Linked DNA regions of Mus musculus: region 2 is linked to region 1. The links are chromatin contacts, found by Hi-C or POLR2A ChIA-PET in ENCODE. All regions are on one chromosome and are shown on one strand. Each heading gives the region's core, a stretch centred on a gene start or an enhancer-like site at or near the end of the contact. The rest is flanking DNA. Distances are from core to core; before and after follow the strand shown. Region 1 holds the start of Cep20 (centrosomal protein 20). Region 2 holds the start of Abcc1 (ATP-binding cassette, sub-family C (CFTR/MRP), member 1).

The links. A loop is a pair of places that touch in the nucleus more often than their neighbours do. ChIA-PET counts read pairs that join two places held with the same protein, here RNA polymerase II (POLR2A).
Region 2: a map of left cerebral cortex shows a loop between it and region 1 (5-fold over the local background). The contact joins the promoter of Abcc1 here to the promoter of Cep20 in region 1. A Hi-C loop is called at or near these places in 16 of 37 maps with a recorded cell type or tissue (T-helper 1 cell, T-helper 17 cell, T-helper 2 cell and 4 more). POLR2A ChIA-PET finds 5 or more read pairs at or near these places in 3 of 5 experiments (Patski and embryonic stem cell).

What each region holds. Positions count from the first base shown.
Region 1 is chr16:14,313,316-14,319,299 of GRCm38, reverse strand. Cep20 (centrosomal protein 20) reads left to right here and starts at 1,968. Exons shown (of 5, transcript NM_025345.2): 1 at 1,968-2,006; 2 at 5,287-5,484. The coding sequence starts at 1,979.
Region 2 is chr16:14,358,490-14,364,503 of GRCm38, reverse strand. It overlaps Abcc1 (ATP-binding cassette, sub-family C (CFTR/MRP), member 1), which reads right to left and starts at 2,946. Exons shown (of 31, transcript NM_008576.3): 1 at 2,861-2,946. The coding sequence starts at 2,908.

The DNA.
Region 1 (5,984 bases), core at 719-3,218:
TGGTTATGAGCCACAATGTGGTTGCTGGGATTTGAACTCTGGATCTTCAGAAGAGCAGTCAGTGCTCTTAACCACTGAGCCATCTCGCCAGCCTGAAAGGTGGTCTTCTAAGCAGCCTCACCACAGCCTCCCCTCTCCTTGGGAAGCTCCATGGTAAGGGAATCCTACATGACTGACCCAAGCTCCAACTGACCCCAAGAGGGACCAGGCACAGAGAAGTCTTGTCTCTAAAAAGTTGATATAACCTTGGCATTATGAGTGGGCCAGTGTCATGTATATCTACTTGGAAACTTTCTTTTAATTTGTGCCTTTCCCCATTCTCGGCCCTACTCACTCCCAAGATAGAGGCGGAGCCCACTCTGACCCCAGAAGGTTAGGGAAGAAGTGAGGTTAAGAAGGTTAAGGGAAAGTTTGAGATGACGGCTCTGTATCTATTTTTGGTGAGCATGGTGAGAATACTAAGTCACATAATGCTTTGCCTCTGGAATTCCTCATCAGTATATCAATAGTGCTGTTCACCTGTAGAATTGGTTAATCCTTCTAATTTCCTGAGCTACTGACCAAGTATTCAGGCACCATGGTTTTACAAAATAGGAAAGCCTAACTGAGTAAGACCATTCTAAGGCTACAGAACAGGTTTCGAAGGTTACTCAGGTCTTCAAATTTATGCAGCAAGAACTTTATTCACTGAGCCATTCCTCTAAATGGATTTCAAACTTTAAAACTGCTACCCACTTTAAGAAATATCTCAGAAGCCTGATATGGTGATGTACTCCTGTCATTGCAGCACTTGGGAGGCTAAAGAAAGGAGGGCTAATTCAAAGCCACCCTGTGCACTTCAGAAAAAAAACAAAACAAAGCTAATCTTAGGAAGAACATACATCTATCTCCCTGAGGCAAATTTAAAAACAAAACCAAGTTGTGGCAGTATAGGGGCGTTCATCACTTTGAGAATGAGGCAAAAAGAGTGTTTGTTGTTAGTTCAATGTCAGCCTGAGCTACAGAGTGAATGCCCAGATAGCGTGGACTACAAGATGAGACAAAAACAAACAAACACCCAATGATTTCTTTTAAAGTCTATATTTTCTATTTCTTACAGTTTACTTCCTCGAAAATATGCTCACTAGCATCCACTCATAGACTTCCACTATTGGGCTGTCCAGAATTTTAAGGGTCCAGTGTCTTAGACTCCCTGGAGAGTCAACTGCCATTATACTGCCTCACATTTTGAATGTATTATTCCCATGTTTGTTCTTCTTAATCTTTTATCAGCTGTTTCCACAAACAACTCGAGGATTCCAAATGTACTCGGTGTTAACGGTAGTGTAGAGAGCAAGCTTTGAAGAGATGCTGGCCTGGGTTTAGGTTATCACCTGCTCCACCATTTGCCAGTGATCTTCCTTTAGACACTCAACTTCCTCCTCTGTATAACGGGCATCATTGACCTGAGGCGTGTAAAGACTTCCTAGTGTTCACTTTCGAGTGGGTGCCGTGTAAGATGATTTTTAAGGTGGCACTTCTCAGACTAACAGCATCCATCCACAGCATTCTGGAAGTTGACAGAAAAACCAACTCTTGGTCCGTGCCTCAGAAAGACCCAAGGGTGGGTCAGAGCAGTCTGTTCTAACCAGTCTTCCAGGTAATTCTGACGCTGGGTTGTGTCTGGGACTCGGACTGAGCACAAAGCCTGCCAAGGTGCGGGGAGGGGAGGTGAACAATCAGCACCTTGACCTGTAGGACTTGGGCGGCGACAAAAGGCAAAGCAGTTGGGTACAGATTTGGCTCTGGCTCCAAGCTTTTCTGCAGTGTAGCCCGCCTCACACGGTCGCTGATTGGTGGAGTCTCATGTGGCGGCTCGCCAATCACCGGAGCGCAGGCACAGACGCGGTCTAGCAGAGCCATACTCCTATTGGTTGGAGGCCGCGCCGAGAGCCGTGCGTACGCACTGGAGAGGCGTGGCACCAGCAGCCGTTGAAAAATGGCGACTGTTACGGAACTGAAAGCTGGTGAGTGCATTGAGGGGATGCTCGGTTGCGGGAAGCGTCGAACCTTCCGTATATGATAGGGATGGGACAGAAGGAGAGCGCGCGGGACATCGGCTCATCTTTTTCCAGGGTCGTTCTAGGGTGGCAGGGCCCACCAGGGGCGGCCTTTGCGCATGCGCTATGTTAGGGCCAGCCTTTGAGCTGGAGGAAGGGACTGGTATCTGTTGTCCCCTCAGGACCTCTGGGTATCTCTTAGAACCCTACTGAGCAGACAGCGCCCAAAGGCCTGCGTTCCGAGCTGACCACGACAACACCACAGCCACGATTTGGTGACAGACACACTTCCCAATGATTTGCACGGCTAGCCCATCCGGACGACAACGTATGGCTAGGTCCTCCTTGTCCTTTGGCAGAAACCTGAGACAGAGTTGTCCATCCTGGCGGCTCTTCAGGATTTTTCGGAAGAGGTTTTCCAAAATGGTTGGTTGTGTGCAGGGTGCATGCAGGTTCCATCCCCAGGACTACAAAACAAGGAGTAGACATCAATAACGCGTGTATACTGTTAACTCTGAATAGTAATTAGAGTTAACGTTTGAGTTGTAATTGGAGTTAAGGTTCAGTATGTGATTCTATCAGACCCTTAACAACTCATCCAACTTGATTCTGTGTAGCAACGCTATGTCCATTTCATACATGAGAGTTGGAATATTTCATCCACGATAATTTAGATAGAAATCGACTCGTGTGGAAACCCCATAAGGTGCACTGGCTTAATCATGCCATTCTGCTTCCCGTAGAATAAACCTAGTTCTGAGTGTCAAGGAATTCAGAGACTAAGCCAACGGTAATGGAAATCTGGAGAGAACCAAATGGAATAGTTTGGAGACTAAGATGTAGTAACTATTGACTGCATATGTATTGGGGACACTGCTGGTGAGCATTCCAAAAGCAGACATACCTCAGTCCCCAGGAGGGACTTCACATGAGTCAATGAGCTGTTCTGGGGATGGGAGTATACATAGTACATGTATATTGTATAAACTTTTCATAGGATTTCAAGATAAAGTCTATGGAAAAGAAGTTGGGTTAAGACCAATTCCTGAAGGCATTTTTATAATAATAGCATTGTAAGCATAAGACTACAAGTAGCAAAATGATAAAAGAGCCCAGAGGTTATCCCTACAAATTGAGGGGGACCTCCTTATATATGTTCTTCTGCGTTCTCTGGTTCTTGGTATGCTTTGTGTCTGAGAGAAAAGTAATAAAAACTTGTTCCTAATCAGTGATCTTACATTTTCTGGGCTTTTACTGGTCTAAAACCTCTTCCATTTCACCTAGCTCTTTCTCTGAGAAGTAGAGTTCATTACCTCGGAGAAGGCAGCTGAGGCATGGTTTAGGAATCTGCCACCAAGTATGAAGGACATGCTGCGTTTCCCAAATCCAGCTCATTACTTTGCGTTTTCTGCAAAGTTTGAGGCTGTACTGTGTGTACTTCAGAGTAACTGGGACAGGATGCTTGCCAGTAGAAAAGACTCTTTCCCTTAATTTCCAAAGATGGAACTAGAGAACGGGGATTGTGTTATGATCTTAAGATAAAGCTGTCCTTTTATGGACCTGTTTCAGAGTATAATTGGTTGACACCTGTAGAAAGGTTGAAGGAGTGCTTTAGAAATAAAAGAGAAGAAAAGTGAAAAGTCTAAGAGTGGCTATCCTCGATCACGTGGCCAAGGACTGTTGTTAGTTACTAAAGATCAGAAACTCTGCTTATATGTACCTAAATGTTTCCGAACTGCTCTATGGGTTTTAATTATTGTGGCATATTAATGCCTTTGCCATCGGCAGAGCAAAGTGCACTATTAACCTACAGTTTTCATCAATAATGTAAGGTACTATATTATAAATATTTAGTGGGTTCTTAACTGTATTCTAGGCATTATGTTGATTTTCTAAAATTGCTGTTTAGTCACAAAAGACTATTTGAGAAAGGAAGGTTCCATATTACTGTTAAGGGATGATGACAGCTCAACCCTAGCCCATTTTCTATACTCAGTCTGTATACTTATTTCAACTTTTGATGTTTGTCACAGTGTACCTTTTCAAGACATAAGGTTACATTTGACATGCATACTCCTGACTCCATAAGTTAGCAGTGGTATAGTCCCTTATTCGAGTATCATTACATTTCTTTTTTTTTTAAGATTTATTTTTGTGTTTCTCTCTCTCTTTCTCTCCCTCTCTCTCTCCCTCCCTCCCTCTCCCTCTCAGCCGTTGTGTTGCACGCGCGCCCGCGCATGTGCGTGTGTGTGTGTGTGTGTGTGTGTGTGTGTGTGTGTGTGTGTGTGCGCATGTGTACAAGAGGAGGCCAGAAGAGGGCCCGGAGTTCCCCTGGAGTTACAGATGGTTGTGAGCTGCCCACGTAGGTACCAGGAAGCAAACTGAGGTCCTCTGCAAGAACAATACACATTCCTTACTAAGTCATCTCTTCCGCCCCTTATGTTACATTTCTAACCAGGCTGGGCATTTCAAAATCCTACTGTTGGGCTAGTAATGTAGCTTGCTTGTCATGCGTGAGGTCCTGGGTTCAATCCCCAGCGACACAGGCATTGGGAGTGGTAATGAACACCTATAATCCCATCACAGCCTACTTGTGAGATAGAAGAAGGAGAATCAGAAGTTCAGGGTCATGTTCAGCCTAAGAAGTTATCCTTGGGATACAGCCTAGGTATGAAGCCCAAGCTGATCTGACTTCCCATCCTCCCAAGTACTAGGATTATAGGAATCTGCCACCGTTCAGCTAGGTAGAGTCAGGTGGGTCTCTCTGAGTTTGAGGCCAGCTTGGTATGCATAGTAAGTTCCAGGACAGCCACAGCTACATAGACTCTGTCTCAAAAAAACAAAACAAAACAAAACAACCCAAAACTATGGATTTCAAAAGTTGGTCTGCATTAATAGTAATAATGACACATCCCTCTTTTGTGGAGGGCAGGTGGTTTTCTGTAATTACCCTGGATTAAAGTACTGTCTGAATCCGCGTGGGAGCTGTGGGTGTGAGCGAACTGTAATTGTGGTCAACCTTTTCTCCCACTCAGCTATAGTCCCTAACTAAAGCTACAGCACTGATAAGCTTGAATTTGCACAAATATTGATTTGATCATTACTGATGTCATTGTTCCGCTTGTCTCTTTGAATCAAGAGCTATATTTGTGTCATTCTCCTTTTAAACATTATTCTTTAGCACATACCTGAAATATCAACACTTACACTATAACAGAAGCATTTATATTTTATATTTATTTAACAGTTTTAAAGGACACCTTGGAAAAAAGGGGAGTGTTAGGACATTTAAAAGCAAGGATCCGTGCTGAAGTTTTCAATGCCCTGGATGATGATCGTGAACCCCGACCGTCTTTGTCTCATGAGAACCTTCTAATTAATGAATTAATTAGGGAGTATTTGGAATTCAATAAATATAAATACACAGCCTCTGTCCTCATAGCAGGTAAGTGGTTATTCAACACTGGAGAAAAGATCTCCTTTTTTTCCCTAATTCTTAGAAAGCATTTAGCCTGAATATGTAATTTCATGACTGTGTCAGGCAGGTGACTGAACACTTAATATCCATGAGCTCTTGTCATAGCATGAACAAGTTCTGTTAAGCTTTATGCTGTTGGTGAAAGAGCTAGGACCTTCTACTGCAGGTTCTCTGTAGTGGTAGGAGCGCTTTGGCCCAAGAGCTCTCTGGATTCACAAATGGAAGAACGCACGCGCACGAGCGCTTCAGTTACTTTTGATATGCCTTGACTAGTTCAGTGGCTGGGCACTTCTAAACTTCCCCCGTGACTAGCACACATGCCCCTCTGGTATTCCTGAGTTAACAGCTTTCTATTTATTTATTTATTTATTTATTTATTTAGGTTTTTTGAGACAGGGTTTCTCTGTGTAGCTCTGGCTGTCTTGGAACTCACTCTGTAGACCAGGCTGGCCTTGAACTCAGAAATC
Region 2 (6,014 bases), core at 1,697-4,196, 44 kb before region 1:
CAATGCTACAGTTATAGACAGAGCCAGGGCTGGCTATTTACATGGGTCCTGGGACTCAAACTTAGGTCTCCCTGCTAATACATCAAGCACGCTTGCGCACTGAGCCATTTCCTCATACTTTTTTTTTTTTAAGTAACTTACAAAGAAAGGCCCAAGTCCCTTTTCCCAACCTTCTCTCAAAGATCAGCCACAAAACCACGGACTTCCTACCAGCTCCACACTCCCACTGAATAAAGCAAGCCCCTGCCAGCTCTTAGCTCAGCTTTCCACTTACATAACATTGTTTCTCTGTTCTCATCCTAGACCTTTGCACAAGGGAAGGTTGTAAGTTCTCAGCAGTAGACCCGAGCTAGCCCAGGAGCAAGACTCCGAGAGGGTTCCTGACGGCTGGAATCTTGACTTCTCTAAGCATAATGTTGGTCCTAAAAGGATCCAAGTACCAGTAGCAAAAGGACAGCAGCCCACTCCCATCGATCTCCGGGAGTCCTTACAAGCCCTGCTTCGCTGATTCTGTGGGCTGTGCTCGCCTGGTGTCCTCACACCGGGCTTCTACAATCCTTCCTCCCCATCTTCTGTGGTTCCTCAAGTCCCACCTAATATTTGGTTGTAGGTCTCTGCATCTGCTCCCATCTGAAGGGAAACAGGAGCAGATCTGGGGAAGATGGGGATGTGAAGGGAGGAACAAGGAGGGGAGGAGGGAGGGGAAGCTGCAGTTGGGATACAATACAATACATGAGAGAAGGCTAGACCACGAACACTGATAAGACCATGGCCGCAGCCCAGAAGGGCTGTTCTATAGAAACTGAGCACAGTAAACAATGAAACAACTCAAGATGGTGAGGTCTAGAATGGCAGGGTGTGGCAGCGGTATAGATATGCTGGTGCAAAGCCACCTACTTTAGTTTATTGTTCTTTGAAGCAGTCTTGCTCTAGCACAGCTGGCCTGAATTTCACTTCTCCTGCCTCAGCTTTCCCAATGGTGTGATTACAGATAGGTGCACACCAGGCCAACCAACCCACTCTGTTTTGTGTTTGGATTCTCTAGCTACACATAAGTTCTTGCTTGCCAGTGGCCCTCTCACCCATTCTGATTCCAGGACTCCAGAAACAGGGTGTCCATCAAGCCTAGACCAGTGAGAGAGAAGAGGGGCCGAAAGGAAATCTGCAAGATGAGACTTAAGGGAGGATGGGAAGCTGCCTAAGGGGAAGGCCAGCCACCACTACTGCCAAACACAATCCATCCATCTTCATTTTCTGTGGCAAAAAGTTCCAAGAAGGAAAGAACACCAAGTCAGGCTTCTTGGGTAGGCTTTTTAGCATATTAGAAGCTAGAGAATACCTCCCAACATTTCCTAGTCATCACTGCGCAACAATAGGATACATCCAGATGTGAACTGGTGAGAGGCTTGAGGACCTCAGAACCCACACTGTGGAAAGAGAGTTCCACACAAGTCTGATGTGCGCATGTGCCATGGTATGCATACACTCAAACATACACACACACACAATATATGTATGTGTGTGTTATATATATGCAAAAATAAAATATGCAAACTGGTAGAAAATCTAATGTCTACTTCCCCTCCACCATAAGAGAAAAAAGAAATTCAGGAAATACTCCAGCACCCATGTTAGTGACCCAGATCCCCCTGAGTTCTTGCAAAATAACCTCGTTGTCTCTACACTTGGCACAAGGGTAGAGGACACACAGTGTTCCTGTGTGGCAAACAGGCACCTATCTCTTGCAGACTCCCGAATGTAAATCACAAGCTCTGTTTCCAGCTCTGGAGAAACCTCCAACCTCTTGGCTTTAAAATGAACCATTTATCCAAGTATGGTAAGTTTCTCAACCAAAATTGGCACCCTCCTCACCCAAAAGTCTCCCAGGGGGCCTTCAGGGGTCATCATTCCTAATGCAGTCTATCACGGAGGTACCACAAAACAGAACAAATACTTGTGGGCGCTAACCATCAGCTGCTAAGAAACAGGGATGTTTTTCTTGTTTCTCAAACAAAAAGAAAAGTCATTGTGTCCAGGGTTTCCTATTGTAGTCACTAATAATCAGGACAATGTGATGCAGGAGTGTTCTGGAATAACAGGCAAATCGCATTACAGGAACAGCATTACAGGAACACGAAATACACAAGCACTGGAGATTAGAGCAGTCAGCCAGGGAACCCAGCCTAGGATCATTTCACAAGAAAGCTACCTGGAGAGGGCCTGAAGTCCCCGGGACATCCCCAGAGCAGCGGAGTCTCTCTGACTCAGAGTAGAAGGCACTCTCCTGGTTACAGAGTCCAGGGCATTTTCCACTGCACCCCAAACCTACAAAAAGAGACAGAAAGGCCCTTCTCCCCTCTCTTGGCTTTTCCTTATTTCCTTAAAGTTCCCTGATAGCATTTAGGCAGAAAGGAGAGAGGATGAGAAAAAAAAACATGAAGCCAGAGTAAACGAGAGGTAAAACAAACAGTGGGGAACCCCAACACAAGCGATGGGAAGTCCCTTTCTAGAGTCTGGGCTCCTGCACGGTGCTCTATGATAGTGTGTGCGCGGTAAACGGAGATCCTACCCCCACAAAACACAGAAAATCCCCAATTTGCTGCCTCCAGATCTGGCGTCCCTTCCCGATGGCAGAACCCCAAAGCACAGAGGCACCTCCCCGCACACACCCAGCTCTCCCGGAACCCGGTCCCCAGAGTAAGAGAGCGGCGGCTACGCCGGGGCCCGGGTGGCGAATCCCCGCGTAAGCAGAGCAGGGCTCCGGCTAGGGGAGCAGCTGGGTCCGCGCGTCCCAGCGTCCCCCCACGTCCTCCGAGTCCCCGGTCGCCCCCGCGCCGTCCCCCGCGGCCCACCACCTTACCCAGAGTGGATCGGAGCCATCAGCGCTGCAGAAGCTGCGCAGCGCCATGCGGGCGGCCGGCTGAGCGAGGAGGCGCAGCGCCGCGCGGTTGGCCCGCGTCACCGGGATGCAGCCCCGCCCCACCCCGCCCCGCCCCGCGCGTGGGAGCGAGCACGGCCACGAGTTGCCCTGGCCTGGGCCTGCAGGCCTCGTCTGCAGCTCCCACTCACTGGCGGCTCCTAAAGCCGACACGGCCCGGAAGAACCCCGCACTGGGCCCTCCACACCTGGGCTTCATCCCAGGTGACCCTAACTGTACCGCTGGCCCCCCGCTGCGGGAGAACGCTCGGTGCTTGCGTGATTTTAGGGCTTTTTCCTTCAGTTGCACCTGGAGGGATATGGATGTGAGCTCCCAAGAAAGGAAAGAGAACAGATAAGGAAACTGAGGCTCAGAAAGGTGAGGAAATTCGCTCAGAGTCCCTCAACGAGTAGAAGTGTAGTTCGTTTGAATCAGGAGCCCTATGAATCCATTCTAAACACTGAGATCTCCATCCTGAACACCAGTTTGCCACCCCTCCTCCATGGTCTGCAAAGCACCCTGGGAATTTCTCCCATTCTGAGTGCAGCCAGGAAATAACTCATTTCCTTATTACTTGGTATGAGGAATTTGGGGACAGGGTTTCATATAATAACTAAATCTGGCCTCTAAAGCACTATGTAGTAGAGGATGAATGACCCTGAACTTGTGAGCCCCTCTGCCTCCATTTTTTTTTTTTTTTTTTTTAAGACAGACTGAAGTTTCTCTATGAAGCCCCTGGCTGTCCTGGAACTCAATTTGTAAACCAGGCTGGCCTCGAACTCAGAGATCTGCCTGCCTCTGTCTCCCAAGCTCTGGGATTAAAGGTGTGCATCACCTTTCCTCCACTTCTTATTACCCCAGCCACCTGGGGCGCTGACAACAAAACCCAGGCTTCCTCCTAGGTTTTGTTGTCAGCAGGAACCACTCCACCAGCTGAGCTATGTATACCCCTGAAAAAATATTTTAATTTAAAAAGTAATAAAGAAAATGAGTAAGATAAACAATTTTTGAAGGTCAACCACAAGTCAGGTCCCCCTCAGTATGAATAAGAGTTTGGTGGTGGTGGTGGTGGTGGTGGTGGTGGTGGTGGAGGTGGTGGTTGTAGTAACAGCATTTACTTCTATGTGTGTATGTGTGTGGGTGTGTATATAAACTTGTGCTTGTGGAGGTCAGGACAGCCTGGGAGAGTTGTTTTTTGTGGAACTTTGTGGATTCCAGGGAGCTAACTCAAGTCATCAGGCTTGGCAGGAAGTTTCTTTACCTCTGTGAATAAGTTTTTTAAAGATAATTACTTTCAGGTAACAATTCTCAATGCACTGTTACCCATATTTATTGAGCATCTGCTGTATAGCAGGAGTCTTGCTAGGCTCTAGCAAGCTAGCAGCTGGAATATGCTCAGATCTGACAGACGGGAAAGTGGAGCTGTATTTTCATGTGTTTTAGTGATAAGGCAACAGATCTTAATGACATGCTTTCATAATCGGAAAGTGTATTTGAAACTGTTGCAAGATCCAGGAAGGGGATAAAGAGGATCAAGGGGGCCAGGCCTGCTCAGGTAAAAGTCTAGAAGGCTTTCTGAAAGAAAGCTTTTGAGCTAAACACAAGCATGGTTGGGATTCCAGCCTGGGCTGGGCTGTGTCTTGAGCTGAGGAAAGCAGCCTATAAGAAAACTATGAAGCAGCCAAGACTGGTGGTGAACGCCCACGATCTCAGTACTTGGGAGGCTGAAGGAGGATCTTGAGTTCGAGGCCAACCAGGACTGCATGAGACCCTGACACAAAACGTAGAACAGAGCAGTTCTGGTGACAAAGCTTAGCTGGGTAAGTACTACTGCACAAACCTGAGAACCTGGAGTCTGGACTCCAGCATCCATGTCAGAAAACGCCCATGTGTCAGGGCACATCTGTAATGTGGTCCTGGGGAGATGGAGACAGGCAGATTCCTAGAACTCAACAGCCAGTCAGCCTAGCCCAGTTGTGAAGTCTAAATTCAGTGAGAGATGCTGTCTCAACAAATAAATCAGAGACAGCCAGTGAGATGGCTTATCCAGCAAAGGTGCTTGCATGCAGCTCTGACAACCTGGTCTCCCAAGCCCACAAGGTAGCAAGAGAGGATCGACTCCTGAGGCTCTTCTTTGACCATCACTAGTGCTCCAGAGCACATCTGCACCTGCACTCACACATATACACAAAATAAATTTCATTTCATTTGAAAATTAAGGGGAAAGGTTGGGCAGGGCTCCACACACCTTTAACCCTAGCACGGAGAAGGCAGAGGCAGGTGGCATGAGTGAGAGACACTCAAAAGAAGCAAAAGCAGGGATATTACACAGACAGGCATAAGCTTGAGCGAAAGGGGACGGAGCCAGAGTCCATAGATAGTGAACAGGTGACAGAGTGTAACACTTCTGTCCAGTGGGATGGCCTGCATTTCACACAGGAAATTCTGCCCTAGAACTGCATGGATAAACTGAGGGTGTTGTGGTGTAGGAGACCCAGACATCCTCCTGCCTCAACCTCTGAGGGGCTGGGACTATCAGTGTGAACTGTGCATGGTGCTTTTTTTATACTTTTTCCATGTGAAACGTCTGTTCTATTTAAATTGATTGCCACAGACCCTGCCACGAAGGGGGCTGGGAGATGGGTGACTAAGCCAGATAGGGGTACCCAGAAAGTACAGGATATAAGGGATTCCACTGAGGCCCCAGAGCAGCATTACAGCAGGCTGCACTGGGGCCAGGCCCGTGCAGTATAACTCCACTCATAACCTCAGAGTAGAATCTCACCACCTCCTCCTTGGTGTTTCCCTGGGTTGAGCCAAACAACATCTGGATGCAGTGACCACTCCCTAGGCTGAAGCTGCTGACCTAGTAGGAGTGACACCAGATTTCCTGTATTGGGCCTAAGGCATAGGGAAGTAGAAGGGTGGCAGGAAGCTCCTGCAGGACACTAGCTATGTCCTGAGGTCCTGTTCCAAACCTTGTACCAGTTTCTCTTGAAGGTGAAGAAGATACAACAGTCCTCTAACCAGCACTGACAGTCCTTTTGCACAGGGACACATCAAGGATCAGCTCATTGTACCAGCTCTGGTCCTCCTG